3 separate regions of the Homo sapiens genome follow, and regions 2 and 3 are each linked to region 1. Evidence: chromatin loops called from intact Hi-C (ENCODE). Cell type or tissue: heart left ventricle. All regions are shown on one strand. Links, peaks and the distances in the headings refer to the core of each region. The heading gives the core; the rest is flanking DNA. Region 1 holds the start of CDH2 (cadherin 2). Region 2 overlaps CDH2 (cadherin 2). Region 3 has its middle 59 kb from the start of CDH2-AS1.

Region 1 (10,905 bases), core at 1,006-9,005:
ACATTCCCTGTTTAAAAGGAAAACTCAGACCATATCTGCCCAGCTGGTACTGGAATATAAGGATGGGTAAGCATAATCTATGAATGTTTATGATGCATTTAACAATATAATTTTCTCAAATATCTGTGAATGTTGCCTTTGTAATGAGAAAGATAACTTATTTTTAAAATTTATGAATAAGTGGGAAAAAGGATAAAAAAATTAATAAGCACTTGGCTTGTTGATTATACATCATTAAAATGTGACTTAACATTAGACACCAATCATTCCTCTTATAGTTGAATCCACAGCCTTAAAGAATAACATGTACTTATGTAGAACCTCTCTATGAAGAACTAAGTGGATTTTACTGACATTGTTTTCTTAGTCCTCTCAGCATTCTTATGAGAATAGTGGCATTATTTCTGTTCTATGGATTAGAAAACATTTAGAGAAATTAAGTGTCACACGTAAGATTATTCAGTCAGCCATAGACCTGGGAAGAGAAAACTGGTCTCCTGAACCCAAGCCAATACTTTATCCATTGCCTCAATTTTCACTGGAGGAAAGGGCACAATCAAATATAAGTTCAGATAGTAAATATGTTTTGCTATCCTCTAAATACTGACAGTTGTGTTTCAGAACTTTCCTGAAGACAGATCGTTGCTTTTAAAAGGACATGAAGGCAAAAGTTTGGCACCAAGAGTTACCAAAGTCTTCAGCATGATTTGTTTTATTTTCTCAAGATTTGTTTATCTTGTGAAATAGGCTTTCTGTATTTTAAGTGATCCAAAGTGCTGGTATTCCGCTGTAAGTATCCATGCTTCTGGTGCAGAAGGTAGATTTCTTGGATATCATGGAAATCTTATTTTCTCAAATATAGCTGATCTTTAAACAAGACTCATGAAATCAACTATGCAAACCCGACTCTGGGAGCACACAGGCAGAAAGCATTCAAGAAACCATAAAAGCCAGGAAAGGTCCTAAGCAAAATGGAGTTTTAGCCCTGGTCTCGGTATTATCAATTTATGAGTTAATTCAAATATGAATTCATTCTCCTACACCAAATCAATACATTAATACTGATTATATTGTTTCCTGTGAATACTTTGTCTAGACTTATTTTTCTGCACATTACAAAGCCACCAAATTTTTATTTCTTTTACCAGTCTGTAGATTATTTACTTAGCCATTGCTTTTTTACATTAGAGGTTTTGTGTTGTTTTGTAAAATTTGAACCTCCCAAATAAAATTTTGATTAAAAGCACTTTTTTTAATTGCAGACAGCAACTGGGAGAGGTGAAAGGGTGTTCCCTCAGATTCTTAAGTAACTGTGCTCTGAATCCTCTGTGGAAATCAGCATACCTAATACACTATAGATAAAATGCTAAGGCCCTACTGTGCTCTATTGTGTTCCCATCAGACTTTATAAAGAAATACTGCATTTTCGAGATAAAAGAGCCTTAGACATGTTAAGAAATTTACTCAAGGTCATAGAGCTAGGTCTACTTGAATTTATAGCCATATCTGTTTATTATACTATACCCCTCTACATTCCAGAGTCAGAATGGGATTCTTTTTCTGTTTGTTTGTTTGGTGGGGTTCCTTGTAATTCAGGGCCTGCTTATGAATTACTCGCCTCTGTTGAGTTGCTCATCTGGCAACTTTATAACTCACTTATGTGACCATACATACTTCAAGTTACTTCTTTGGTTATATTTTCCATGAAAATGTTGATTTTGATTTTCAAATACTGAAAAACAATAGGTAAATAATATCTTCAAACAAGAGTAGATTTTTTTAAAATAACCAGGTTTTTCTTCTAATATTGGATCAGATCACTACTTCTCTGAGCACCAGATGAATGGCTATCTTGTGTTTAGCAGCCAGGTTGTATCAAATATATGGATCTTTAAATGCCAAAATCATAATAAATAACACAAGATAATCACACTAAGAAAAGCATATGAAAACTGAGAGCAGTGAAGAGTTATGTCCTCAATTTCACACATACTTTGAAGAACAAAAAACTTGAGAAAAATAGTAGACTAATCCCTAGCATCATTATATTTTCTTCTTTAAAAAGAAAAATCTCCCTTTCATCCCATATAGTTGAATTTTTCAATGTTAAAGGAACTTCCCAGAATAAGATAGAGAGCATAGGTAAGAGTGGGAGTAAGGGGACCTGGGTCCCATTCTGCATTCCCTACTTTCCAGCTGGTGGCCTTGTGTACCTTTTTAAGTCTCAGGGTGTCCCATCTGTAAAATGAAGGGGTTGCAGAGACCATCTTTAATGTTTCATTTAGAACATTCTATGACTCTATGAAAGGGATATTACCCAGGGAAAGTCAGCTTTAATGTACACTAAAGCTAATTATGGAGAAAATGTAATTTGAGGGGTACTTTCTAAGGGAGAGGGACAATCCTAGTTTGCTCTGAAGATGGGGAGAGGAGGAAGAGTGGAGAAGGGGGTCTTCATTCAACATTGGGAAGGACACTGCGCTAGGTGTCAGAGACAAAGACAAGTGTAGGGCCTGTCTTTGCGGTGTGTATCTATAGGGGGTAGGGAAGGGGAGGTGGGGGAGAGGAGGCTCTAGATTAGACTACTACTGCTGAGCATTTATGTCCAAAGCAAGAACCCTTGTACACAAACACCCACATGGTGAATTTGTACATTTAGCATCTCCTGCCTGACAAAACACACCAGAACAAAAATTATTACGATTTTCGAAATGAATGCTTAGAAACAAATCATGATCTCTACACACATATAAAAACTACACATATATAAAAATGAATGCTTAGAAATGAATCATCGTGACCTCTACATATATATAAAAACGGGCCATGTGTTCAGAGCACATCATTTAATCAGGTTTCCATAACGGTTTGCAGACCTCTTATAGTCAACAGGCATCACTCCATAGGTCAGAAATGAAGGATTAGGTTGATTTTTGATGTGTGAATGCAGTCATGTTTTATATTATTCTATATTTTTTTCTTGTCTCCATCCATCCAACCCCTAATAACACCTGGTTGTTTCTCTGGGTCACTGACAATCCCCTACATCCCTGGAGTTCTACAGGCTGATGGAAAACCAGTCTTCAGACAAGTAATGCTTTGAGCAGGGGCTAAAAATCTGCGAGTTTGGTCATCAGTTGCCCAGGACAGTGAATGGCCCCGTTAGCTAATCTTAGGTATGGTATTACTGAGGTAAAGCTGTGTTTGGATATCATAGTCAACACCAGATCTACTTTCATTAACATCAAATGGATGCACAAAGTCTCCAACAGCATGATTTTAGACTAGACTATTCCTTCTTGTAATCAGAGGCCTATTATTTATTATTAGCAAGATTTGGCTGACCAGGTGATCAACTTAAAGTGAGGCAAGATGCTAAAACAATTCACAACCACTGAAGAGTGAGAGGCATGCAAATTGGACTTTTAAAACATGCTGCAAGTGCTTACTTAAAGGATCAAAAACTGTTGGAATCAGAGAATTCCTTGACTGACAGCCATTCCAAAGGAGATTTTGAAATCATAAGTGCTTAATTTATAAAGGACATGTTTAAAGCTTCAAGTAAATACTACTAACAAGAAATAGAGTTATTCATGTTGAAATTTGTTCCACCTTTAAATTAATCAGAATGGCAATAAACATCAATGGGTACTGCTAGGAGTGATGAGGATACAGTCGAAACCCCACGACGAGGGTCGAAGCTTAAATCTTAGCCATGGAGATGAGATCTCTACATCTCACTCTGGAATACAACAAACATATCCCCATATCTCAACTGAATTTTTACTATTATTTTGCATGACTCCCAGAAAGCATAATTTATAAATACTCTATTGCAAAGATAACTTTTAGGCGGACTAGCAATAGTGTGACAATAATATCTAGCAAAAAAAGAAGAGAAAGGGTAAGAACAAGCACTTCTGATTACTATATTAAGTGTTTCATCTCATCTTTTAAATTTAATTAACATAACCTTTCTTATTCTTTTGAAAAGAAAGAAAATCCAGGAAAAATTTTGTTTCATAAAAAACTTACAATATTATGTTTTAATTAAAATTGAATAAGCCTCCCTATGAATATTAAATTTTTAAAAGCCTAGCCAGCAACAGTACATTATTAAAAGCTGTATCAGTTATGTCAAGAAATTAGTAGCTGGTTTTTAAAGGTTCATCATCAGATTCTTAAATGATCGGTATCTTGAAACTCAAATAAAGTTAATATTTCAGTCACCCAAAGCAGAAAAGCAAGCAATAAAGGCAGAAAATATTCATTAACTGCAATGAAGTTCACCGATCTCCCAAGTGTTGAAAAGCTTACATAAAACGGATATTTCTATTTACTTGTAAACCTTTCTTAAAAAAGGTTCCGGAAAATTTATTACCTCACCAGAATTAGAAAAAACAAAAACTGCTCCCCATCCCCCGCTCCATTCCACAAATGCTTGTGACTCAAACTTGTAAAGTCTCTCACTGTGTTGCACTTGAAGTTCATGCCTTAAAGGAAGCCAGCAGAAATCCTTTACGTGGTGAGAATTCTGTATCAGTCATTTTATCTTTTATATAATCCTATTTTCTCAAGTTCCGGCTTTTAGTTTCTCTCTTTTTTAAAAATTGTTGTTAGGGGTGGTAGGAGAGGGTAAAAGTACCCTGAAACTGTTGGCCCCAAATGTGAACAGTACCACTAACAGGTAGTAATAGAAATAGAAAACGGGAGATTTCAAATAAAATAACAAACATGCACTCTCAAACTCCCAGAGGGGACAAAAGAAAACAAAACAAGAACACAAAAACTTGGGCTGTTCCAGTACATCCTCAAGGGTGGGAGCTGAAGGTGCGAGCTCCAGAGAGGAGCCGCGGCCTCCGCCCTCCCCCGCCCGCAGGTGGCTCCCGGCGAGCGCCTCAGACAACAATAGCTAGGATGAGCTTGGCCTGCGTCCTTAGTTTGCTGTGTCTGCCCCTGCCAGGAAAGATTACCCATCTCCAAAGAATGACAAAATAAAGAAGCGTACGTTAGGCTCCCAAGGAGACACCGCCCCCCCTTCCCCACCATTCTTCATCTCCATTAGATTCCCTACCGCGGACCAAAGATGAACCTGCTACCAATCAAGTTCCTGCCCAAGTTATTTTATTTCCCGCAGCCCCTCCACCTGCCGGGGCGGTGCTCGGCGCACTCTAGGCTTCCCTCCGGCGACCCCCCGCGGGCTGCAGCAAAATACGGGGCGCTTCGGCGGGGCGGGGGCGGGCGGCTGCCGCGGATCCGGCCGGCTACAGCCGCAGCTTGGTGGCCTCCGATTGGCCACGACGCGGGCGGGGAGGCTCGGCGGAGGAGGGAGGCGGGGGCGAGGGCGGCGGCGGCGGCGGGAGGAATAGGAGAGGGGAGCGGGCCGCGCAGCCAGGCAGCGCGTGGGGCGAGCGCGGGGAGAGCGGCGGCGGCTCGCCCAGGTCGCGCAGCGGAGGCCGAGCGGGGTGCGCGGTCGGCGACGGAGGGCGGCGCGCGCGAGTGAGCGGCGCAGGGCGAGGACCGGCGGGCGGGTGCCGGTGCGCGGGCAGCAGGGGCGGCTGCGGCAGCAGCTGCGCGGGACGGAGCCGCGGCGGGAGAGACCGCGCCGGCCCCTCGCCTCACCCCCTTGCGGCCGAGGCCGGAGAACAGTCTCCAACTCGCCGGGGGACCGGAAAGAGGAGCCGAGAAGCGCCCCTCGGCCCCCACGCAGCGGAGGCGCGGAGTGGCGGGACTGCTGCTCTTTGTGGGTGCAGCACGCACGACCCGGAGCGCCCTCCCCGCGGCGCTGTCCCCGGCGTCTTCGTCGCGCCGAGCGGCCCTGGAGCGGGGACCCGGAGGAAGCAAAACCACGAGCCCGAAACCTCGCGTGGCGGAGCTCTTGGGGAGCGCCATCCGCTCCACTTCCACCTCCACATCCTCCACCGGCCAAGGTCCCCGCCGCTGCATCCCTCGCGGCTTCCGCTGCGCTCCGGGCCGGAGCCGAGCCGCCTGCGCTGCCACAGCAGCCGCCTCCACACACTCGCAGACGCTCACACGCTCTCCCTCCCTGTTCCCCCGCCCCCTCCCCAGCTCCTTGATCTCTGGGTCTGTTTTATTACTCCTGGTGCGAGTCCCGCGGACTCCGCGGCCCGCTATTTGTCATCAGCTCGCTCTCCATTGGCGGGGAGCGGAGAGCAGCGAAGAAGGGGGTGGGGAGGGGAGGGGAAGGGAAGGGGGTGGAAACTGCCTGGAGCCGTTTCTCCGCGCCGCTGTTGGTGCTGCCGCTGCCTCCTCCTCCTCCGCCGCCGCCGCCGCCGCCGCCGCCTCCTCCGGCTCTTCGCTCGGCCCCTCTCCGCCTCCATGTGCCGGATAGCGGGAGCGCTGCGGACCCTGCTGCCGCTGCTGGCGGCCCTGCTTCAGGTACGCGGCGGTCCCCGCGGGCCGGGCCACGGGCGGGGTGGGGCGGGCGGCGCCGGGTCCCTTTGTTCCCCGCGCCGCTGCGGGGCCGGGCTGCGCACCCGGGAAGGGAGGTGCCACGCCGCGCCGCGCCGCGCCGCGCGGCCGGTAGCTGCGCAGGCATCGGGCTCCGTCCGGGCGCCGGGGCAGGGTTGCCGGGGCCAGTAGGTCTCTCGCGCCTTTCCTGGCGGGGCTCTAGGGGCTGGATTGCGGGTCCCCTCTGCTCCTTCTTCGGGGCCGAGCAAGCTCGCGGGGGGTGTCCCCAGGCAGCAGGAGGGTGAGGCAGGATAACTCCCAGGTTTTGCAGTTTTCTGTGCCTTTCGCCCCTCGCATAGTACTTTGCTCCAATTTTTTTGTTTATTTCTGCAGGGATGGGTCGCGAGTTTACAGTAGGAATTCTCACTCTGGTGTCTTAGTTACGGGACTTGCCTCCACCTTACCCCACCCTGCACCCGTGCGCCTCCCGGTGCTCAAGGGCTCTACTGTCCTATTGTCTTTATCCCAGTCTGGAGTTGCCTCCTTTTCTTCTTCTCTTGCCCTCACAATATTCTGTGTTCGTCCCACCTGGAAAGAAAATCTGGCCCTCTTGCCCGGAGGAGTCTCTGCCGGTCAGCGCCTGCCTGTAGAACGAGTCTGGCCTCTCACGCCTAGTATCTCCCCCGGGCGAGAAGTTCCGTTACGCGGCTGCTCCTTTCTCTGTCCGGCTGCCTGTGCCCTATATGCGCCCCGGGGGCGCCTTTGCCTGGAGCCTTCCGTACTTTTCATACCCTCGGGAGAGAGCCAGCGAGCCTTTTCATTTAATCTCTACTAAGAGGCTCCTCCGCGGCAGGAAGCACCTGCTCCAGTCCGGGCGCAGGTTCCCTCGCCACTGCACGCTGCGGGTTCCCAGCCCGGGGGCAGCCCAACTTTCCGCCGCCTCCAACCCGAGGATGCCCCCAGGCTCCTCCCGACCAGCCAGCCCAGGCCTGGAGGCCACTTCACACAGCCTCGGCCGGGACCCTCTAGCTGGGCGGGTGCAGTGCCCTGGTCCCAAGTCGGTCTCCGCCTGCCGTGGGGTCCCTCGAAGGTTGCGGGAAAGGGGCGTGCCCACCCTCGCCGCGGGGCAGGAAAATCCACGGAGGGTCCCCCTGCCTGTCGCCCTCGGGGCAAGGGGAGAGGTGCTCTACTGCCAGCTGGCAGCCCCGAAAAGTGCGGACGCAGCTCGGAAGTGCCTGCTCCGGGGGTGGAGACAGGTGGTGTGGATTACCCCGCTCCGTGGTCTTCACGGGTCAGGGCCTGGCGCGCTCCGGCCCGCCGGGGGGTGAGTGCTGCTGGGGCGGGGGCAGGGGCTGGACGGGGCTGGCCTCCGCAGTCTCTCGCGCTTTCTCCCGCAACCCCTAGACGGTCGTGGGCCGCCGCCGCGCGGAGCCCTGTCCATGGTGCGCCATGGTGCGGCACGCCTGTCCCTGCCCGGCTCCACGCTCTCCTCCCGGGTCGTGCTCTCTCACTTTGTCTCTCCCCACCCCTGCCTCCCAGGCCAGGGTCCCAGCGTTCCTTTTCCCTTTCTTGGATTTCTTCTTTTGTTCTTTAGTCTCCTACCGGTCTTTCTCCCTTCCCCCACTCGCCATCCGCCACTCGGCTCTCTCCTGACTCGGGGATTTCAGAACTATTAGACTAGACATTTTTGGCCTTTGCAGTTTTGGAGAGTGGATGGAATTCCTTCTAACTTGGGGGAGGAGACCTGCCAGTCACTTGCTAACAAAAGTACCTCCTGTTATAAAACCGCCCTTTATTCTCCCAGCGCACACTCCTCATTCTTTGACCTCCTGTCACTTCATTTATTGTTTCTTCTTTAAAAATGGGGTTTATTAAAGAGGTTAGGCTGAAGGAGGAAGAAGGAAAAAAGTCCTGCTTCTAAAGTATTTGAAGTTAAATGGAAGGCAAGACAAACTTAAAGACTCCTGTGTATTAGGATTTTTTTTTAACAAAGGAGATGTGATACATTTTTTACAAATCTTACTTTAAAAACACTAATTTTTGGACAGCATTGGGTCGTCTTATTTACAGACAGTAAATCCTCAGTGTGAATCCAGCAGCAGATGGTTATTTTCACAAACTTTTTCATCTAAAAGTGAGTTTTAATTGAATACTGTGCAGCGAAGTTAGGACACGAAGAGACATTTGTTGGTCATGAATACTGTGGGAAATCTATGTGTGTTACAAGTGGAGCACTCTCATTTTCTGTTTTAGTCATCTGCCTTGAAGTCAGGTGTGAATTTTCTGTCAGTTTTTTCTTAAGTGTTTCTAAAAATATCGTTTATAAGCATTAAATAATGTGCTTTTCCATTGTATGTTCTTTCTCAGTTTCTTCTATACCAATGTTGACTTTTTTAAACCTTCAGGAAAGGAGAAATTATAACTTTCTCATCAAGTTATTTGGCAGTCCTCTAATTCATGAGTACAAGTCAAGCAGTAACATTGAATGATTTGAAAGGTCATTAGGAGTGGAAGCAGAGCAGTTTACGCAACATGAGTTTTAGGGTTAAGTGCACCATGTGGATTGTACAACTGAGATTAGAAATGACTTTGTGCTAATGGTCTGCTTTACACGCCCGAACAACAAAGCTCTATCTGCAAGGTGAAAGTGGCTGTCCTGCAGTCAGCTGCTATTAACAGTCTAGGTTTTTTTTTTCTTTTTTTTTTAAATTCCAGACTAAGCAGCCGATAGTTTTAGAAAAGAGAATATGTAGGTTATTAGTGCAGATACGGAGCACCCTTGTTTTTTTACAAGCTAAATATAATTGAATATTCAAAGGACTCTGTGCCTTGAATTGTTAACTGAAGTGTCTGTGTACCTTATTTTACTTAGAGAAATTACTAGTTTAGTTAGTCTTGTTATGTAGATTTACATAATTCTAGTCAATCTTGCATGTTATGATGTTCAACATCAAGATTTTCTTTAGTCTTATTTTAAGATGTTAGCCTTTTTTATATTAAAAAATCCGAATTTGAGCATTCAGCTTACCTGATAAAAGTATAAAATATTATATCACAAAGTTATAACTAGCTTTCCTTTTAAATAATACAAGTGACTTTCAAATCTTTACATAGGTTTATTGTTAAGAAAAAAAATCAATGTTGCTTTTACCATTGACCTAGTTAATTAATATATTAGAAACCTGTGTTGTTTTTCTAGTTCACATCTTAATTGCATAACCCCATTGTTCTAATTTAAATACGTTTGTATGGGTTATGGGGCATCTAGGACAGTATTTTAATGTTCATAGAAATTCATTTCTAAGACTTAACAGATCCTGGTTTCAACCCTGCGTGAGGACCTTGGAAAAACGATGGATAAACCTTATGTGTTTTTCACCTATTAGGTACAGATTTTAAAGAAATTAATATTCAACATATGAAGTATACATAAAAAGAAGCAGCTTTGTTCTAGAATGTGGCAAGGATTCAGCAGTGATTTTAAGTGTAAATCGTGTTTATTCTCAGTATTTATTTGATTTTCATGTGCTTTTGAAACATAAGTTCTTGTGAAAATAAGAAGAGTTAACTTGGTGTTCAGAGTTTACTTACTAGACACAGTTATGTATATTTCTTTGCTTTTCTTAACTTGAGGCATGCGGTCATTACTAATAGGTGAAAGGTTACAAACATACTAGGTGTAATTTGAAAAACAGTATTTTATGTATCCTCACTTGTTTTTAAAACACTATATATTAAACCATAGGTACTTTCTGACTTTTATACTTTCATCAAAGTCTGCCCTAACCTTCTAAAAGTTCAGACTGAGATTTTACAAGGAAATACTTTTTAGATATTTCTTGCTTTTTACATGTAGAGACTAAAATCTTTCTGGAGCAGATTATTTTCATGATGGTATAGAGCACCAAACTGTCCTTAATTTTCTTTTTCATTAACAATTTCAATTCTTAAATCTGTTGTGCCTCATTAAGCTTTAGGGTTATTAATAGGGAAATGTCAAGACTTAAAGCAACAGTTAATCTTGCTTTAAATCCTATTTTTTTTAATCCTAAGTGATTAAAATCCCCATCTTCTTTTCAAGGGGTTATTATGAAGTTAGAAGAGTGATTTTTAAAAATCAGAGCTGTTATTTAAGAAGTGTTGTGTTCGTATATACACTACCATTTTTCCCAGGTTAACATTCAGATTTGTTCTTTTGGCTCAAATACAAAAAAGTAATCAAGTTTAGGCACTGCTTAGATTTGGTGGTGGTTTTTGTCAGCCATTTAAAAATGTGATAGATTTTTAAATTTGGATTTTGTCATCTGAATAAGTATTTCGCTCTGACAGCAGTATACTTGCTAGAACCTAAGTATTTTCAAGTTAAGAGTTTTAAGTTGAAACATAATTGGTACCAACAAATCACTGTGTCTCACATTTCTGTTTTTTTCTACTAAAATTTTATTTTTATTTTAATTTTTCAGAAAAAGACATCAGTTAATTTGAGCAGATGCT
Region 2 (10,905 bases), core at 2,404-10,403, 180 kb after region 1:
TAGAGGCACTACAATAAAGTAATATGAGCCAATAAAGATTAGTTTATTCTGAGCTGAGAGCCTTACTTAGGAGTTAGTGTATGCCTATGACATTGTACCTATTGACTTGTAGGCATCAACAGTTCTTTTTCTAGAAATGATTTGCATCAGAGATTGTTGGACTCAGTTTAGTTTCTTAAGTAGTACTTTTAGTTCAGTAACATGTGTATATTTTCACCTCTTCATTGCTATATGAAATACTATTTTTATATGCCGATAAACTCAGCATGAATGCCATAATTTATTAGAGAATATGGGGTAATTTTCAGTATTCTTTCTTCAGTGCCAGGTTGCTCATATACCAAGTAGATTTAGTTCATTTCATAATCCTAATATTTCTCTTTCATTCACATTGTCATTGTGAGATACAGAAATGAGACTTCATCCTGTTTTCATATGGTAATATTCCTATCTCATTTAGACTGGATGTTTTATGGAAAGAAAGAGGCATGGAAAATTAAAGATACTTTTTACTAAAACAGACCAACCATGTTTAAAAATCAGACTGTATTTCGTTTAGAGGATGAAAGCCTGACGTGAGGCCATAATTGTCATTAAGTTTATCTTCCAGTGGATAGAGAAGCTGTTCACTACCCCTTGATTAAACTAATGTGGAAATGGATTTGAAACTATAGAATTATGGGTTAGATACAGTATGAGAAATAGCTTCTTGACAGTGAAATTATTAAACACAACAATGAGTTACTAGGGAAAATTATGGAAAACCTTCCTTTTCTGAAAGTCATTTAACATAGAAAAAATGCATCTATCTCGGATGGTTTATGATAATTCTTCCTGAGGCCAGGGATAAATTACTTTGACTTTTTCAGGCCTCGTGCAGACTTGAAATTCTTTTATTTCTATTAGAATTCACAGTTTCCTTTCTGTCAAAAGTAATGTGTGTTCTCGTGCTCTCAGGATGTATGACACCTTTAAGTGATTGAACTCCTAATCATTGAAATGCTTAGTGAGATTCAGCTTTTTATTTTTGTTTAATCTTCAGGTTTTAAAAATTTAGTTTTAATTCTTCAGCTTCTCCAGACCTAAAGGTGTATTTGCCACATTACCCAGTCTTCAGCATTTGTTCCCATCTGTCCTCTTGTGACATTACTTGCTGGTAGTATTCCTGGCCTTTCCATTTCATGTCCATTTTCTGCCCTTTTTGTGCAGGACTGTCAAAGACTCACCCCTGCTCCCCCCAGGTTTGAACTCTGGCTCTGCTTAGTATGGGCTGTTTGACTTTCAGTGTATTAACCTGAAACCTCAGCTCCTGCATCCATAAATGGGGATAATAGTATTACCTACCTCATGGGACAGTTTTAAGAATTATGTAACATGACACATAAAGCATTCAGGCCAGGCACGGTGGCTCATACCTGTAATCACAGCATTTTGGGAGGTTGAGGTGGGTGGATGGCTTGAGCCCAGAAGTTCAAGACCTGCCTGGACAACATGGCGAAACCCCATCTCTACAAAAAATACAAAAATTAGCTGGCATGGTGGTGTGCACCTGTAGTCCCAGCCACTTGGGAGGCTGAGCGGGAGAATCACCTGAGCCTGGGAGGTCAAGGCTGCAGTGAGCCGTGATTGCACCACTGCACTGCAGCCTGAGTGGCAGAGTGAGACCCTCTGTATTAGTCTGTTCTCACACTGCTATAAAGAAATACCTGAGACTGGATAATTTATAAAGAAAAGAGGTTTAATTGGCTCACAGTTCCGCATGGCTGGGGAGGCCTCAGGAAGCCTACAATCATGGCAGAAGGCACCTCTTCACAGGGCGGAAGGAGAGAAATGAAGAGTGCAAGCAGGGGAAATGCCAGACGCTTATAAAACCATCAGATCTTGTGAGACTCATGCATTATCATGAGAACAGTATGGGGGAAACTGCCCCCATGATTCAGTTACCTCCACCCGGTTCCGCCCTTGACACATGGGTATTATGAGGATTACAATTCAAGGTGAGATTTGGGTGGGGACACAGAGCCAAACCATATCACCCTGTCTCAAAAAAAATGTATATATATATACACAAACACACACACATATATACATATATATACACACACACACATATATATATGTATATATGTATATATATATAAATTTAAAAGCGTTTTAAAAGGCATTCAGCACAGTGCCTAATAAATCTGAGCTATTGTTTTCCCCACTGCCATCATGAATAGCAACAGCAGCATCTCCTGGTTGAGCACTATCTATCACCTTTACTCCTCTTCATAAGATGAAAGAAATACTTCCTGTTTTCCAAACCTAATAATCTTTCTGTTTGTGCCTTCAACTCCTAGTTCCATCCTGAAGGGGTGTTCTCCTGTTTTCTGTTGTCTTCAATCTTCCTTCCTCTACAGGTTGCTTCATAATCTACAAACCTGCTGGGTCTCCACTGTGGTAGCATAGCTCTCCATGCCCTATAGGATGAAGTTAGAGCTTTTTAATAGTGCATTCCAGACCCTCTGTGACCTTGGCCCCAAAACCCTCCTTAACCTAACCCCCCAGAATTACTTGCCTTTCACATACAAATGATGCCCAACCACTCATTGAACCACACACAGTCCTTGTGCAAATAGGAAGTTTTCTATTCTTCTGTTCCCGTTTCCTCTGCCTAAATATTGTTCTCCTACATAACAGGCTAATCCTTACCCTCTGAGAGCCAGTTCTCAATCCCTTCTCTGATCACCCACAGTAGTCTCTGCATACCTCTATATAGACTGTGTTACACAGAAAGTATATCTGGATTCCCATTCTCAACATCCAGTGGGGCAGATATTCCTTGTCTCATTACCCTGAACATGAATTGTAAAGAAATGTTTAAGTTACTATACTTTACCTGAGTTCCACACCAGTCTTCTCCAAGGGGCACCCAGCACTCAAGGCAGGCAGATCAGTTGAGCCTAGGAGTTTGAGACCAGCCTGGGCCACATGGCGAAACCCTGTCTCTACTAAAAATACAAAAAATTAGCCAGGCGTGGTGGTGCATGCCTGTAATCCCAGCTATTCAGGAGGCTAAGGTAAGAGGATCACCTGTCACCTGAGTCTGGGTGGTCAAGGCTGCAGTGAGCCATAATCGTGCCACTGCAGTCCAGCCTGTGTGACAGAATGAGACCCTGTCTCAAGAACAAACAAGCAAAAAATACTTCCACTCCTTCCTTGTCCACTTGAAGTCCGGCTTTCCACCTGCTTCCCCCGCTTGACCTGTGCACATGCTGCATGTGTGCAGTACTCTTACCATCTTAGAGGGCACTCACGTAGTGGATTGGTTAACGGTACAGATTCTTGACCATACCTGAGTTCAAGTCTATTATCTGCCTCTTATGGCTGGGTGTCCATGGCAAGCTCCTTTACCTTCCTAAGCCCATTTCCTCATCTGTAAAATGGGGTTTCAAAACCCCACCTGCCTCATAGGATTATTGTGAGGACTAACTGAAATAATGCATAGTGCATAGCACTGTGCTGGGCACATAGTGCTCAAACTCAATAAAAGTTGTTTTTTGTTTTTAAATCAAGGCCCTTGGAACAGTGCCAGCATGTAATATGTATACAAAAGAAAGACCACATTTATAAGGTAGATGGTACTTTTAGTCCCATTTCACAGATGAGGGAAGTGGGGCTTAGCAGTTAAGAATTTGAACAGAGTTGGCCAGGAGTGGTGGCTCACACCTGTAATCCCAGCACTTTGGGAGGCCAAGGTGGGCGGATCACGAGGTCAGGAGATGGAGACCATCCTGGCTAACACGGTGAAACCCCATCCCTACTAAAAATACAAAAAATTAGCCAGGCGTGGTTGCGGGCGCCTGTAGTCCCAGCTACTCGGGAGGCTGAGGCAGGAGAATGGCGTGAACCCGGGAGGCAGAGCTTGCAGTGAGCCGAGATTGTGCCACTGCACTCCAGCCTGGGCGACAGAGTGAGACTCAGTCTCAAAAAAAAAAAGAATTTGAACAGAGTCACAAATCTATACTTCCCTCCTAAGTTTCGGTGACATTGTTATTCAACTCTCTGTCCCCAACCCAATTTATCTAGAGGCAAATCTGTCATCTCCTGAAACCCGTGATTTATGATGAATTTCCTATTTCACGTGACCAGGACCTTCTCCTCAGTCTCCCAAGGTCATCGTTTAATTGCCTTTCCCATGCCCTGCTGTCCCTCTACCTGCAATCTGTTTAGTCATCAAGTTCTTCTCTTTTTACTCAAAGTAATGACATTAAAAGTAATGGCAAAAACTGCAGTTACTTTTGCACCAACCTGATAGTTGGTATGCACTATTGAAGGTTCTTCATATTACTTCTTCCTACCATTTCTAGACTTGCACTCATGCATTTGGTGGCTCTATATGGTCCTGTGATCCTTTACTCTCTGCCTCCATCACTTAGTGAAAGCAAGGCTGTATCTCGTTTTGGTCACTGTTTTACCCAAGTAAATACTCCATTGCCTGGCATTTTGAAGACATTTCATTAAATGTCTGCTGTATGAATGACTGAATGTTCTCACCTCCTCATTCACTGATGTCACTCAGTGTTTCAAAATTGTGCTGCACGTGCATAAGATTTTAATTGGTAAATGCTGAGAAGCCTCTAGGACAGCAAGCGGACACAGCCTTTCACGTGCTACTTCATCAAGTAGAGACTGCCAGAATCCAAGAATTTCATCATGTTTATTTTTTACTGTCATATTTATGATAACTGATGCTAGCTTTCCATTTATGGGACTTTTACAATAAATTAAGCTTTAAAAAGGGAAATTAATGTCAATATAAATAGGAAGTGACTCATAGTATGAGGAAATGTTAGAATTGGGACTACTGTGCATGAATCACTGTGGTTTTGGGAAAAGGTGAGCTAGTTTATGCTCCCAGTATGGGTTTTAAGAAGTAAATTATAGCTATCCATGTGAATAGAAGATGGCTTTTTCTTTACCTGAGATAAGATCATGCAAAACCCAAGGTTTCTTATGCATTCACCCATCCATCCACCAAGTCAGAAGCATTTGTGGAATTCTTACTCTGAGTCAGGCACTGTGCCATATATGCCAGTGGCACAAGCATCAACAAAGCAAGGGCCCTTGGGACACGTGTGTGTGTGTCTGTGTCTCTGTATGCACACACATGCACAGTGAGGCAGATACAGACATACGACTGATAACAGCCATATAAACTATAAACAGTGATGGGGTGTGTTGTAAGGGCTCTGTCCTGAGGACACAAACAGCTCTTCCTCAAGAACTTTCAGAAGTCGTCTCCAAAGTGACTTGTAAGCTGCATGTTAGCCAGGCTTGGAATGAAGGGAATGGTATTCTAGGCAAGGGTTTCTCAGCCAGGACACTATGACATTTTTACTTGGTTATGAGGCCTGTCTTGTGCATCATAGGCTGTTTAGCAGCATCCTTGGCCTCTACCCATTAGATGTCGGTACTGAGTTTGGTTGTCACAACTAAGGAGTGCTTAGTTGTAACAACCCAAAATGTTCACTCTGTGTAACATCCACTTGTCTAGGCAGAGGAGAATGCCAAATGGAATGACACAGGATCATGACAGGGCATTTGAAGATAAATGCAAAACAGCTCCAGGTGTGGGGTAAGCGAATGGGAGGAATCACTTTTGTAAAATAGGCGAGTTTCGGAGAGGGAAGGATTGACAGCAAGCAGATGATTTTGGATTTTATTCCATATAGAGCAGGAAGGGAGGAGAAGTTTTCAAGCAGAATCCCCTTGATCAGCTGAGGTACTATGAGAGTGGGAAGTCGAACACTTAACGGAATCTAAATGTCAGTCATTCACAGCCAGATGCCCAATGACCAAATTAGGCAAGAAGCTCTAAGCAGTTCAGTTGTCTAAAACACAGGCTATCAAGCCTTCCTTACTAAATATAAGAATGTTTTAGCAATCTGGCATTTGAAAATGGAGATGACATTATTTACTATTTACCAAGTGGAATTTTTTTTTTATTTGAAGAGATATTGTACTTTGGAAATAACAAGTGTCCTTTTGTAATTTAAAATTTCCAGACTAGCTTGCAGCAATAAGAAATTTCAAGTATTAGCTACTAATTCCAATATTGCAGATCAATGGAAAATTATTGGATGTATTATGCTTACATAATTCTAAAGATTTTTGTAGACTAGACATTAGGAAATAACTATACTTTCATGTAATACCTATGTGAGTTAACTTCTTAAGAAATAAGCTTCCTTTTTTTCTCTCTTTTTGAGAATGTTCATCTGTTTCTGCAAATAGCAGCTAACAAAACTGACATTTCAAAAGTCATAAAAGTTTTTATTTTCATGGTTTTCAGCTGGGAGGCTGAACTGAATGTCCTGCGAAATTCTCTCACTAACCATGAAAGCATTAAGCTGAAGTGACACTTCTAATTGGGGAAGGAAAGCAACTGAAGAAGTATTATAGCCTATGTTAACATTTTTTTTTTTTTTTTTTTTTTGAGATGGAGTCTCATTCTGTCGCCCAGGCTGGAGCACAGTGGCACGATCTCGGCTCACTGCAACCTCCGCCTCCTGGGTTCACGTGATTTTCCTGCCTCAGCCTCCCGAGTAGCTGGGATTTCAGGCGCCCACCACCACGCCTGGCTAATTTTTTGTGTATTTTTAATAGAGACGGGGTTTCACTATGTTGGCCAGACTAGTCTTGAACTCCTGACCTCATGATCCGCCTGCCTCGACCTCCCAAAGTGCTGAGATTACAGGCGTGAGCCACCGCACCTAGCCCTTAGCCTATGTTAACATTATAGTGAGGTACTGTGGGTTAAGAAAAAATTAAATGACTCAACCAACATTATTTCTTACTGCGTGTGTGTTTTTTAATTCAAAATAGTGTAACATTTTCTCTTTTTGGAAGACAAAAAATAACTGAAATAAATAACTGCTAGAGATTGGCATTTGGGTGGACAGACAGAGACTTAGAATCTAGTGTGGGCGGTTTGGCTTTCCTTCCTACTCCTTTCTTTTCTTTGCCCCTCCCCCTGACAACTAAATCAAAAGCTACAATTTGTGTGTGTTCTATCTAAGCTCCAGAAATCCCTTAAGAATGGCCATTCATAATGTTAGCTATATTTAGAAACAGGGAAAACTGCACTTTGCAGTGACAGTTTATTTTTGTATGTAGCGGATTTTGTTGTTCAGAATGTTTTAACATTTATGAAAATGATCACTGTTTTTGATCTATCTGCAAATTTCCACAGAGATTCCAAATGATTTTAGATATTGTTTAAAGTTAGGTTTTCCTAATATAAAACTTACTCAGCAAATGCCTGACTTCTCAATCTCAGCATTTTCTCTTAGATATATTATAGCTTAATTTGGCTCTTTTAAAACAGTCAACCTGGAATTTGAAAGTAGTGGATGCCTGTCTAATAATAATCATCTACATGTAAATGTATCAATATTTATATCCATTGTAGGTCTGTGCTTAAAGCAGTGGACACAATGAGTGTTATACCCAAATCCTAATCCATTGAATATGCAGTTATCAAATATATGCCCTGTTAGAAGACTATGGAAATAAACGGAAACCCTTCAAGTTTTGACTTTGTTTAAGAATACTGTATATCTCTTCTATATGGTTTTGAATCATATGTATCAATAGAATTTAAGGGGAAATATTGCATCTACCCTGTAATAATAGAATATATGTAAGAACATATAAAAGGAAAGCTTATATACTTTGTGAATTATGTATGTGTTCTTCTCCCTGTCTTGAGATTCTTCATTGTTTTTAGTATCCTAAACTGGGTAGAAATTAACATAGAAGAAAGTAAATACGAACCAAATGACTTGAATGCTTGATCACAATCTCGTGAAGTGAAGAAAGGCAAAAGTTGGAACCAGATGGAGGTTTCAGCTTAGCTGTGAATTTCACACATCTGCAGTGCATTCCTTTCTGCCAGTAGAGGTGAATATACACAGTTAAATCTCTCTAGACAAGGACCAGACCTGTGCTTCATAAGTTAAAGGAAACTCCACTTGCGAAATTTCAAGTCATGTTAATCAGAATGAATGATGCCATGCTCTCCTTGCATTATAAAGAGCCGTTTACAGAACAACTGTTATGTCTTCTTGAGGAATTAGTTTCATTTAAGTTCTTATCTTTATGTCTTTTTAGAAAGTGCAACAGTATACGTTAATAATTCAAGCTACAGACATGGAAGGCAATCCCACATATGGCCTTTCAAACACAGCCACGGCCGTCATCACAGTGACAGATGTCAATGACAATCCTCCAGAGTTTACTGCCATGACGGTGAGTACAGCCTGTCACTCACACAACTTTGGGTCTGTAGTTCGTTACTGAGAAGGTTGGTCATGAATAATAAATGTGTTAAATAGAGGTGGAACTTGCTTCACCTAATAGTAGCATGGCTGCTAACTCGGACATTTCTGTCATCAGGGCCTTACGTGAGGCATCCAAGTAATTTGTTTCTTCGTAGTCTTCAAGTCCACTGTTAAAGTTGTTAAAATAAGCTGCCTGGAAAACACGTCCTAAAAAGACTGTGCTGTTACAACAAAATGCTTATGAATATTTTCAGGTGCATGAGCTGCATGACTGATTTATGCTACTTTGTCAGCATATAATTATCCATATCTGGAGTAAAATCATTTTGCACAGACAAGTTCTTTCCCCCACCCCACCATAATCACCCAGAGACTCACAAATGGATGCTGATTTTAATATTAATGAAACTGTAAGGTAATTTGGAAAAAAATTGGACTACTGAAAAATGTTACAGTATTTTTAAAGTCAGACATAAATGCTGTGATTACCTGCATTATCAGTCTCCTCATTTAGTGTAGATAATAAAAATCTAATGGGGCAGTAAAATCGGACGGTGTGGTCATCAAGACAAGTTGTCCTTCAGTGGTCCATGCCCCTCCTCTGACTGAGGTTTGTCTTTCTCGCAGTTTTATGGTGAAGTTCCTGAGAACAGGGTAGACATCATAGTAGCTAATCTAACTGTGACCGATAAGGATCAACCCCATACACCAGCCTGGAACGCAGTGTACAGAATCAGTGGCGGAGATCCTACTGGACGGTTCGCCATCCAGACCGACCCAAACAGCAACGACGGGTTAGTCACCGTGGTCAAAGTAAGTGTTCCTCGGGCCACTGATCTCTCCAACAGCTGCTCAGCAAGGACCAATATATGTCCCCCACTCATTGTTTTGCAATGGAAACTTAGGACGTTTTTCTTTCAGACATCTCCAGATGTGGGTCTGATATATATTTGGGAGGTTATATCTTACTGTTTAATTTATGCTGAGGCTAAGGCCAACATCAGTACTCTCACATCATCACTGATGTGAGGGTTTTTGAATGAGTTTTATGATGAGAGTTTTGTGAGAGTTTTTGAATGAGAGTTTTGAGTGAGAGTTTTGATGATTGTTTTTGAATCAGTTTGGACAGTTTTTACCAATCTGAGGATAGGACTGGCCTGAACAACATTAACTGTTAGTGTAGTTGATATATTCATGATATATCACATTCTGAAATTTTGATCACCATTGATAGCTATTAAGAATGATGCCTCACAGCTGCTATTTTCATGTCTACAGCTATTAGAATATTGGCAGATAGTGAACAAACCAGAAAAGCCATAGAAGAAAAATGTAATGAGTAGGCAAGAAGAAAGCCTGCATTTTAGAAAGCTCTTGCATTTGCATGGCTGTTTTTAAATGCTATTTCCGAGACGTTAAGAAATGTATTCTTCTGATCTTATGGTCAAAAAGGAACCAAACAAAACAGTTGCATGCTAGAAGCCAAGGGGATGTTCTTCAAGAATAATAAATGCGTAGCTATAATGGAAAAGCCTGTTAAAGTGAACATCCCTTCCTTTTAGCCACCCAGTAAAGAGATTTACTTCTTTGCCTCCCACTTAAGCACTCTTGATTTGTAAGTGAACCTAAATATTGACCTTACATAGAAAGATGTGCTAAAGTGCCAGTTGCCAATAATTATGCAGATGCGGGAGTAGAATAGAATGGGAATGGAAACTCTCAGAAGGAACATAGTGATCAAAAGCACCAACTTGAGTCTGCTGTCTGTGTTAGAGTCCCAGCTCTGCTCCTGATATCTGTGTGATCATGGCCAACTATTTAACCACTGTAAATTCTAGGTTTCTTATGCAGAAAGGGGCTGATAACAGTATGTTAGTCATAGTGTTCTGAGAGATAAATGAGCTTCATACACATTAAAGGACTTTGAACTGTGCATATACCCCTTAGCATAAATGTTACATCAGGGGAAGGTTTCGTGTGGCTAGTGAAATCACTCTAAATATTGCAGTCTTAACTTTCTGGCTTTTTTTCTGTCTTGCTTAAAATACTAGAGAAAGGAATGTTGAATTGGGGATTTAGAGAGAAAAAAAGATGTGTTTGAAGATTTTTAAAAGGTGGTCTAGGGTACGAAACTGGTGCAGTTTCTGCTGATAATGAAGCTTTCTTATGAGCGTCACCTCTCGATCATTCTTAGGCTACCAATTATGAGCCTAAGAGATCTTAATGCTCTTGTTTTTCCTGTTATTACTGCACAGTAATGCTTATTTGCACATCCATTCGCAGGTGAACAAGGAAAATTAAGAGTGAATGTCCAGTCTAGTCATTTGACTCCTGGTAATATTTCTAGTGACAGCAAGATTCAGTGAACTTTGGAAGTTAGTATTTACATGAAGGGTTATTTGTGCATTGCATTTATCTAGAGTGTTTTTCTTAAATTTGGGGGTTTTACAGACCAATAAAATATCCAGAAATATTCCAGAAGACAGCAGAGTTTTAGTTTGCTAAGAGGAAAAGAAAAATATCTTCCACCTACCAACAGTATTATTTTTAAAAGGTGTGTGTGCGATTATGTATACAT
Region 3 (10,905 bases), core at 1,408-9,407, 320 kb after region 1:
TGAATGATAAATTCTGCAATAGACTACATAAAGTCAGAATAAATTAATGCTAAACGCGACAATGTAAGTAATTTTTATAAATGTTGAATGAAAAATGTAGACAAAAAAGGATACATAATATCAATCTATTTATACAAAATTCAAAAACATACAAAGTTAATCTCTAATACTATTTAAAAATCACTATCTTTGTCTCCTGTGCCAAGGTAATCATTATCCTGTCTTCTTTTTCTTTATTTTTTTAAAAATTGTAGATACAGGGGGTACATATGCAGGTTTGTTACCTGGGCATATTGGGTAATGCTGGGGTTTGAGCTCCTAGTGAACCCATCAATCAAATGGTGAACACAGTACCCAATAGGCAGTTTTTCAACGCTTCCCCTTCTTCCTGCCTCCCCATCTTTTGGAGCCCCCAGTGTCTATTGCTTTCATCTTTACATCCATATGTACCCATTGTTTAGCTCCCACTTATAAGTGAGAATATGCGGTATCGGATTTTATGTTCCTGCCGTTAATTCACTTAGGATAATGGCCTCTAGCTTCATCCATATTACTGTAAAGTTCATGATTTCATTCTTTTTTATGGTGATATGTATTCCATGGTATATAAGTATCACATTAAAAAAATCCAATCCACCATTGATGGACACAGGTTGATTCTATGGCTTTGCTATGGAATAGTGAATAGTGATGTGATAATCATACAAATGTGGGTGTCTTTTTGATACACAATTTCTTTTCCTATGGGTAGATACCCTGCAGTGACATTACTGAGTCAAACGGTAGTTCTACTTTTAGTTCTTTGAGAAATCTTCCTACTGTTTTCCATAGGGGTTGAACAAATTTACATTCCCACCAATGGTAGATAAGCATTCCCTTTACTCTACATTCTCACCAACATCTGTTATTTTTTTACTTTTTAATAATAGCCACTCTGATTGGTATGAATTAGTGTCTCATTGCGGTTTTAATTTACATTTCTCTGATGATTAGTGATGTTGAGCATTTTTTCACTGCTTGCATATCTTCTTTTGAGAAGTGTCTCTTCATGTACTGTGCTCACTTTTTAATGGGGTTATTTTTTTTCTTGTTGATTTAAGTTTCTTATGGATTCTGGATATTAGTCTTTTGTTGGAGTCATAGTTTGCAAATATTTTCTCCCATTCTGTAGGTTGCCTGTTTACTCTTTAATTTCTTTTAAACAAGAAACTTATTTAAATAACAAGATGGTTGACTTGAATATAAAACTAAGATTCATTTACTTTAATTCATCCTTATTTAAAGATTACGTGTTCAAAAAAGTTCGTAATTCATTTTGCTAAATGCTTTTGTGCATTCATGTAATACTTAAGTTAAAACGTAAATTAATGAACTCTTGGTTACCTAGAAAATAACAGTAGGATTGCTAAGGCCTTTTTAAATAAAAATTTGATGCTTCTATACATATTTATTAAATTATGAAAAGCATTATCTTTTTATTATTTCATAAACAAATGTGACAATCAGGTAGGATTTTATTTTTCACCATTATATTTTTATTTTTAATTTTTAATGAGTACCTGGAAAATTATTTTTCTGGAGCTTTAGGTGGGCTAATTAAAAAATAAATTTACCCACATTCAGAATTTACTGCATCATATATTAATATGTCATTTATTTTCTTTCTATTTTTAACCCACCCATCTTCAGCATTCATAGGCTTTCACACTAAACATACTAAATGTAACTCTACGCATCTTGTTTCAAAGAAGATCTGACATGCAGTGTTCACATAATTATACTTCCTTGTTTAGGAGTGGAATACAATCCCATCATCCCCTTTCCTATACTTTGACTCTCCTCATCACTACAGGATTTACTTACCAATCTGTCCAGCTCCACTCCAAAATAGCAATACCTATAGATTTAAAAGTGGACTCCTAATTTTTCATGACCACAAATTGCTTCTTTCTCAGACACTTTAAAGGTATGACTCAGTAATAGCCATCCCCAGACCAGGAGTCACCAAGGACAACTTGAGGAATTTTCTCTGGGAAGGAGCAGAGCTCATCTATCAGGTGTGTGTGCTGAAGAGGGCACCAGGGCCTTGTGTGTGCAGAGAAACCAGAGAGTTCAGGTTAAGAATGAGTGTAGGACCCATGGCCATAATGAAATGTCTCGGTACTTCATTTTTCATCCAAAAATAAAATGAATATCCAATTCTTGCTGGGTCACTGTAACTTTTCTATCTGATTGAGTAAAAGCTATTTCTCAAAGTTTAAAAAAAGTGAACATTTCAAACACTGGTTTTGTACATTTCCTTACTTAAATCTTTTTTGCTGTAGACTCTGAATGAAATGAATATATGTTGAAGATGTTGAGTCTTTGGCTCAGCCTATATAAGGAAGCCTTATTTTTCTTGTTGAGGGACTTACATACACTACCAAATTCCATTTAAAAATAAATCCTTGGGCTGGGTGCAGTGGCTCATGCCTGTAATCCCAGCACTTTGGGAGGCCAAGGCAGTGGATCACGAGGTCGAAAGTTCAAGACCAGCCTGGCCAACATGGTGAAATCCCATCTCTACTAAGAATACAAAAATTAGCCGAGCATGGTGGCATGTGCCTGTAATACCAGTGATACTTGGGAGGCTGAAGCAGGAGAAACGCTTGAAGCCAGAAGGCAGAGGTTGCAGTGAGCCGAGATCGTGCCACTGCACTCCAGTCTGGGTGACACGGCAAGACTCCATCTCAGAAAAAAAATAAAATGACTCCATCTCAGAAAAAAAATAAAATAAAGAAAAAAAATCCTTTTAATAATACCAAAATTCTCTTAAAAAAAGACACTTTGAGGCCAGGCACGGTGGCTCATGCCTGTAATCCCAGCACTTTGGGAGGCCGAGGTGGGTGGATCCCCTGAGGTCAGGAGTTTGAGACCAGTCTGGCCAACATGGCAAAACCCCGTCTCTACTAAAAATACAAAAAAAATTAGCCGGACTTGGTGGCTGGCACCTATAGTCACAGCAACTTGGGGAGGCTGAGGCAGGAGAATCACTTGAACCCAGGAGGCGGAGGTTGCAATGAGCCAAGAACGCACCATTGCACTCCAGCCTGGGCAAGAATTGGGAAACTCTGTCTCAAAAACAAAACAAAACAAAAATACACTTCACCACTTTAGGGCAGACACATTTTTGGTTTTAAGTGAGATGAACCAAAGGTGAGTTCTAAGATAATTATAACAGCTCTCCCTCACCAGGTCCTCTGCGTACAAAGCAAAGCACCTCCTACCACACCCTGTCTGACCATATCAACAACTGAGAACATTTAGTGCTTATATCTATATACTGGATATATAATACTTGCACACACTAGTGCAATGCATGAATATTAAAAAGGTTAAACCGCACTCAAGCCCCGAGTTAAGCCATTAGTCACACAATATAAAGCTTAATGTCAGCACCATATGGTGTTAGACCATCCACTGTGTGCTTTGGAAGCCTGCTTCAGTTCCTGAATTTCAAGAAAAAAAGTGCACACACAATAAAAACACCTAGGAAAGTAATTTAGGGCTAATAAAAAATAAATAAAATAAAATGAAGTCTGTGGTCTTTCAGAGCTGCAGTGGCAGGGTCTGACCTTGGGCATGGGTGACAGAGAAAGGTCAGGGCTGCAGCCACATGTAACAACTGCTCCTGCAACAGCCAAAAGGGGCAGTGCCAACTCAGGCTAGAGAGGGAATCTGCCAGTACTTCATCTATCTTAAAGAGAACAGCAAAGAGTAAGGCATTAGCTGGATAATTTCATGATTGCGAGTAATTAATGGAATTTAGACAAACCTACCCCTTATTTTTGACTTAAAAAAAATTGTGAGTTGGTTTTTCTGAATTATTAAGAGAAAAAGTCATATAATTTTGGAGCCGAGTGGGAACTTAGAGATTTTTACCAATCCACGTGTTATGTATTGAATTGTGTCAAATTTATCTGTTGAAGTCCTACCCCCTAGTATTAGGTTGGTACAAAAGTAATTTGTGGTTTTTGTCGTTGAAAGTAATGGCAAAAACTGCAATTACTTTTGCACCAACCTAAATACCTTATTTGAAAATAGGGTCATTACAGATGTAATTAGTTAAAATGAGGTCTCTAAGGCAGGGCTTAATCCGAAAGGACTAGTGTCTTATAAAAAGGGGATATTTGGACAGAGAGACAGACATCCCTAGAGAGAAGACAATGTGAAGAGACCCAGGAAAAGATGGCCATTTGACAGCCAAGGAGAGAGGCCTGGAACAGATCCTTTCCTCACAGCCCTCAGGAGGAACTGGCCTGCTGATACCTTGACTTACCTTCTACCTTCCAGAAAGTAAGAAAATACATTTGTGCTGTTTAAGTCACCCAGTTTAGGGTTCTTTGTTATAGTAGTCCTAGCAAATGAAGGAACTGTCTTTTTTTTTTTTTTTTAATAGTTGAAGAAACTACTATGGAAGTAGAGGGAATGGCCAAGGAGACCCTGTCATCGAGTTTGTATCCAGGAATTTACATCAGGTCCTTTCCACATCACGCTGCCTCCCAAACACTCGCTTCGTTTGCTACTCAGGCACCATCCAAACTTGTTTTCATTAATGCAGTTGGCTCTCCTTATTCACAGGTCCCATGGATTCAACAAACCATGGATGGAAACCATTTGGGGAAAAAACGGATGCCTGCATGTGTGCAGAGCATGTACAGACTTAATTATTATCATTATTCCCTAAACAATATATAGCATAGCAACTTTTAACATAGTATTTATATTTTAATTAGGTATTATGAGTAATCTAGAGATGATTTTAAGTATACAGGAGGATGTGTGTGGGTTCTATGAAAATACTATGTCAATTTGTGTCAGGGACTTGAATGTCTGTGGATTTGGTACCACTGGAGTTCCTGGAACCAATCCCCAGGGGATAGTGAAGGACAACTCTATTCCCTAGCAGAAGACAGTAGTGAAGATCGACTACTCTGATGCACTTAATTTCTGAGGATTATAAGGAGGCAATTTATGTCCCACTGTGTATCTTTTTTTATCTCTCTTCTTTTCACAAACAGATGCCCCTCATAGATCATTATTTATTATTTGCATTTTGCCAGGGCTTTATCAAGATACTGTTTTCTCTGGTTGAGCAATATTGTGTTCATCATGCACTTAGATGCATAGCCAAGATTAAATTTGAATCTAGAGAAATTATAATCATTTGATCTCGTTATTTATTTGAAGGAGCCAAGCTGCACTGCACTCCCATGGAGATAAGAATAGCCATTCCCTTTGCCTACAGGGCACAAACCTGAGAACTTGAACCTGAGGTAGGAGCAGTAATTGAAAGAACAGTGGTAGATGGCTGAAATGGAAGCCCGCTTCTATCTCCGGCCCACTCAGAGGCCACGCCAAAAGACTTTTCATGTTAGTGCCTTTTGGATGTTTATAGAAAACCCGGAGGCTGTTCATTTTAAAGCTCTTGATGAAAACCAGGCTCACCAGAAGTGATAACGCTGATGAGCACAAATGTCCTTTCAGTTGAAACCTTGCTGATATAGATTAACCTTTTCTCATAGCAGAAATATCAAGAGAAAAGATTCACTGAAAAAAAGACTAGTGCATCACCGGTATCCAGTAAGGTCTCAATGAGCCTTGTAATCCTCATAATTACTCAATTAGAAATTACCTAGGGGGAAGACATAATTTCGATAATTGAACCAACCTGGCTGTTTGGCTGGTGCATTTTCTTTATAATAAGAATAATCACCGATCTGATAAAATATTTGCTATCGGCGTAAGAGAAACCTTGATGAGTACCGAGTGGCAAGGGGCTGGGGCATTTGTAAAGGGAGCAGTGAGTAATCAGGGGCCAGGGATGGGCATGCTTCACTGAGCAAATTACATTTTCCAGCCAACGCTGGGTCCTATCAAATATCGCTGTGTGAAAGAACATGCATATCGTGCATGCTGGCCCTCCTGGCAAAGAGCAGGCTGTTTCCTCCAGGATTTATTTATGGCTAAATCAATTGCACCTTAAAGGGATAGTTTTTCAAATGGTTTTGCTCTTGCAGGAGAGATCATGCAGCCGTAGCTATCCTGAAATCAGAGACGCAAGGTGGTTTAAGGTCTTCCAAATCCAGGTTGTGGATAATTGATTCCTTTCTCGTTTCCCAGTGCTGTGTAATGCATATGGCTTTGGGATTTCTAACTCTGTGGATCCAGTCAGGATTCAGGATGAGGGAGTCACCTGAACCATTAAAATTATTCTCGCTTCGGGTGACAAAGGTCATGTTTCTGATCTTTTTATTATGTAATTTTTAGGGGGTTAATAAAATTGAACCCCACTGTTTCTTTTTTTTTTTTTTTTGGTGTTTTTAGAATTTTACTGAGTCCAGGGAGTTCACTTGAGAGACAGAAAGATTGTATATTCCTGAAAGGTGCTTGTAAAACAAAACTCACATTTTTACCTGTGCTAGTTTAACTCACCCTTAGCGGGATAAAAAGCAAGAAAGAGCTTTATGGTGAATTGCAGCCAAGCACCAGCAAGCAGGAAGGCAAGATGAATCCTGGGAAGGCCCAGGGCAGCCCAGCTTCAAACACAGTTGTGGGCAGCCAGGAAGCCACAGAAGCTGCTGAGCCAGCGTGGTCGGCTGCAGTCAGCAAGGACATGGCTTCCCAAGAGTGAATGTTCTGGGCTGACCAGGAATTTCATAGTACAGTGCCAGGCTCTGCAAATAGCAGCTGCAGCTACAGCTGCAGATCAAAGGAGTTTTACACGTGGACAGCAAAAAAGCATTGCTGCTTAGGTGTTGGAATTCCTTGCCATCGTGTCATTGTCTTCTTTCAATAAGCATATGCAAAGAACAAGAAAAAATATTTGTGTGGTTTTTGTTTTAGTTTTGTGTGTGAAAGTGAAAGTGTATGATGGCTGCAGCTAATGCCTTTTTGAGAAGAAGAAGAAGTTGTCTGGTCCACAAGATTGAAAAAAAAAAAAAAAAAAAAGTTAGGCTGGGCCTGGTGGCTCAGGCCTGTAATCCCAGCACTTTGGAAGGCTGAGGTGGGCGGATCACTTGAGGTCAGGAGTTCGAGGCTAGCCTGGCCAACACGGCAAAACCCTGTTTCTACTAAAAATACAAAAAAAAAATTAGCTGGGCATGGTGGCATGCACCTGTAATCCCACCTACTCGAGAGTCTGAAGCAGGAGAATCTCTTGAGCCTGGGAGGTGGAGGCTGCAGTGAGCTGAGATGGCGCCACTGCACTCCAGCCTGGGTGACAGAGCAAGACTCTGTCTCAAAGAAAAAAAAAAAAAAAAGTTAGCATAACCTGAATACCTGTGCCCTGGGGGAATTTTCCTGCGCCCTAGCAGACAATGACATTAGCTGGGCGCACACATGCCTATATGCTTGCCTGCTTATACACATCCAAATGCTCTATAAGGTCAAGAGCAGGAGGAAGACACTGCAGGCAGAGGCTGAGGAAGTCGGGCAGGCTTACTCTAGGTGATGAGAGGGATTAGGCTTGTCAAGCAAAGGCACAGGAAATAAGTGACTCGGCACATCTGAATATAGTTGCAACTCAGCCTCCATACCTGGTGTGTTAGGACATGTCCACAAGGAGAATGGTCTCCCTAGTGCAATATGCAATCTCAGCATTGTTACACAGCAGGCCTGAAAATGGTCCCCATTCATCTCTTAGCTATGATCCAGAATAGATTTGTATGTGTGTGTGGAAGAAAAGTCTTAAGACAAATGTTATGCCATATTTGCCTCTCCTTTTTGCTATCACATTCTAATATGTGTATCTCTGCGCATAACCCTTGTACTCTGTTATAAAATAAGGTAATTTTCTTTCTTCCCCACTAGAGAATAATAGCCCCTTGTATTCATGTCTTCTTTTTTATCTCCATAGGCTCAATGCCTGGAAGAGTACTGGTGCAAAAATTGGTTAAATAAAAGTCCCATAAATCTATGGTAGAAAGAAAACGAGGTTAAATTAGTCCTTTTGAATAAATACCATGTACTCTTCCTGATGTTTCTACTTCTGCAGCCAGGTGAAAAATGCATTGCCAGTTATCTCCTACCCTTCTAATAACATAACCAGTGAAATACTAGATATCTGGTCAAATCCTTTCAAGACAACCTTGAGAAGTTAGGAATCACAGAGTGTCTCTAAAAGGAAGTACCCTCTTCTTAAGTGACCACTTTAGATAATCCTTACGTGGTTTCCAGCAATAGAAGGCAACATTCACAGTTAAATGCAAGTCTCCAAAATTGACGGGTTGTCCCTGGGTATTTGTTAGCCTGGAAGCAGTTTCACTGTAGTGGTTTGCATTTCTAATTGTTTAATGGGGAATGTATTGCTTACGTCCAAATAAAAAACAAGAAATACCCATGTTGTGTTGTTGGGTTTAGTAAATACATAATTAGGATTTAAATAGGTATTTTAGATCTGATGACAGCTTTTTCTAGACCGGCATAATTAGAAGGCATGAGGAATTCAGAGTGCTTCCTTTGACAATATGATAATTTTTCTTGGTTCGTTCTGCTGACCTGACCACATCCAAACCAACAACTTCATATATTCAATAAACAATGATTATTTATGATACCTGCTACATGAAAAGTATCACAGTAGGCCCTAGGTGTCATGCTGTTCCTACTCGAGCAACATGTTTCTGAATATCACTGTGCTTTATGTATTCCTAAGGGTACTTGTAATTATATTTGATTGTGGCTTTTGTGCTTACGTTAGATGCTAACCTCATCACAGAGTGGTAATCCACTGTAAGAGCTTTATTTTAGGACTATATTAAAATATCTAAATGGAGATAACTAGTAGACTGTTGTACATGTGGGTATGATTCTCAGAGGAGAGTTTGGGAAGAAAAGTATAGGTCAGGACACATTATAGTTTGCTTTTATTGTTGTTACTCCTTTTTTCTGTAAATATATGTTAGTATTTATGATATAGATTAAGTAATGAACAAAAACAGTCATGATCTTTGCCCTCATAGACTTAACATTATACCAAGAAAGGTAGACATCACACAAATAATGTAAAGTGTGGGAAATATTACAATAGGGTGAGTATAAGGTCCCATAAGGAAGTCACAAGGGAGCCTAATTAGTGCTATGAATAGAGAGTGTTATAGGAGGCCTGACATATTTGAAGATAATAATATTTTAGCTAAGACCTAGATGAACTTCCTCAGTGAGAAAGACACTGTTTTGTACTCAACAACATACCTTTCTACATGATTCTTTCTGCATTTGCTTAAGTGGTAGATGGAGGTACCTTGATGTAAAGCTTTGCATACTTAGTGTAAGTCAGTCATGGTGACCCACACTCTCTAGGCCACATCGTCATTTCCCCCAAACCAGGGATATGATAGTAAAAAGGTTCTGATTGATAAGGTAGAAAGAGAAATCTGCTGGTGGGGACAAATATAAAAAAGATGTGTTTGCCTCTGTCTGTCCTTCTTGCTTGGGACACTGGTGTGAGGTCTTGTGACAGGCACTGCTCCAGTGGCCAGTGGCCAGTGGCCAGGGAGGGCCACATTTCCTGACATCACTGGCCTGCTGGATGCTTTATCTCTAGATAAGGAGCCTGTCAGGTGAACTAATAAAATATATTTGTTCATAAAGCCACTGTTGTTTTGGTCCTTTCTTATTTGTGCTTGAAAGCATTTATAAAACAGGTAAAAGAAGTGGACGTAATTAAACAGGGGTAGACAGTTCCAAGCAGACATGAACAAATGCCAACAGGTGAAAGAGCACGTGGTCTAACAATAGAAGTAAAATCTATATCCTGCAGGGGGTCTGGAGAGTATCTGGCTATATGTAAAAACTGAAAATCCTACCTGCTTCAAAATAATTGACACATACTGAATGGGCAAAAGCTAGAAGCATTCCCCTCGAAAACTGGCACAACACAAGAATGCTCTCTCTCACCACTCTTATTTACATATTATTGGAAGTCCTGGCCAGAGCAATCAGGTAGGAGAAACAAATAAAGGGCATCCAAATAGGAAATGAGAAAGTCAAACTATCTGTTTGTAGGCAACATAATTCTATATCTAGAAAACCCCAAAGTCTCAGGCCAAAAGTTCCTTAAGCAGATAAACAACTTCAGTGAAGTCTCAGGATACAAAATCAATGTAAAAAGAGAAGAATCATTCTTATACACAAGCAACAGTCAAGCTGAGAGCCAAATCAAGAATGCAATCCCATTCACAATTGCCACAAAAAGAATAAAATACCAGGGAATACAGCTAACTATTGGAGTGAAACATCTCTGCAATGAGAACTACAAAACATTGCTCAAAGAAATCATAGATGATATAAACAAATGGAAAAACATTTCATGCTCATGGATAGGAAGAATCGACATCATTAAAAGGGCCATACTGCCCAAAGCAATTTATAGATTCAATGCTATTCCTATCAAACTACCAAAGACATTCTTCACAAAAACTTAGGAAAAATTGTTTTAAAATTCATATGGAACCAAAAAATGGGCCTGAATGGCGAAGGCAATCCTAAGCAAAAAGAACAAAGCTGGAGGCATCTTGCTACCCAAGTTCAAAATATACTACAGTGCTGCTGTAACCAAAACAGCATGGTATTGGTATAAAAACAGGCACATAGACCAATAGAACAGACTAGAGAGCTCAGAAATAAGGTCACACACCTACAACTATCTGATCTTTGAAAAAGCTGACAAAAACAAGTAATGGTGAAAGGACTCCCCATTCAATAAATGGTGCTGGGATAACTGGCTAGCCATATGCAGAAGAATGAAACTGGACCCCTTTCTTACAATAAATATTATATATATATGAAAATATATATAAATATAATATTTATATATGAAAATATATATAAATATAATATTTATATATGAAAATATATATAATA

The links. A loop is a pair of places that touch in the nucleus more often than their neighbours do. Peaks named below come from ENCODE experiments on the same cell type or tissue, not always from the same donor. Only the 100,000 strongest peaks of a DNase experiment are listed, where the experiment ranks them.
Region 2: a loop joins it to region 1, with 2.8 times the contacts of the local background. A loop is called at or near these places in 14 of 110 quality-filtered maps.
Region 3: a loop joins it to region 1, with 5 times the contacts of the local background. A loop is called at or near these places in 4 of 110 quality-filtered maps.

The regions. Positions count from the first base shown.
Region 1 is chr18:28,172,457-28,183,361 of GRCh38, reverse strand. CDH2 (cadherin 2) reads left to right here and starts at 6,232. Exons shown (of 16, transcript NM_001792.5): 1 at 6,232-6,399. The coding sequence starts at 6,340. In heart left ventricle, for the core only: CTCF peaks have their summits at 4,878 (motif pointing right) and 5,771; DNase peaks (open chromatin) are centred at 5,311, 6,221, 7,521, 7,651 and 3 weaker places; H3K4me3 peaks cover 5,654 bases; H3K27ac peaks cover 5,120 bases; H3K27me3 peaks cover 1,488 bases.
Region 2 is chr18:27,990,890-28,001,794 of GRCh38, reverse strand. It overlaps CDH2 (cadherin 2), which reads left to right. Exons shown (of 16, transcript NM_001792.5): 8 at 8,158-8,295; 9 at 8,955-9,140. Among named protein-coding and RNA genes, the nearest start is that of CDH2-AS1, 75 kb to the right of the region's middle. In heart left ventricle, for the core only: no CTCF peak of the experiment used is centred there; no DNase peak of the experiment used is centred there; H3K27ac peaks cover 527 bases.
Region 3 is chr18:27,856,753-27,867,657 of GRCh38, reverse strand. No RefSeq gene overlaps it. Among named protein-coding and RNA genes, the nearest start is that of CDH2-AS1, 59 kb to the left of the region's middle. In heart left ventricle, for the core only: no CTCF peak of the experiment used is centred there; no DNase peak of the experiment used is centred there; H3K27ac peaks cover 783 bases.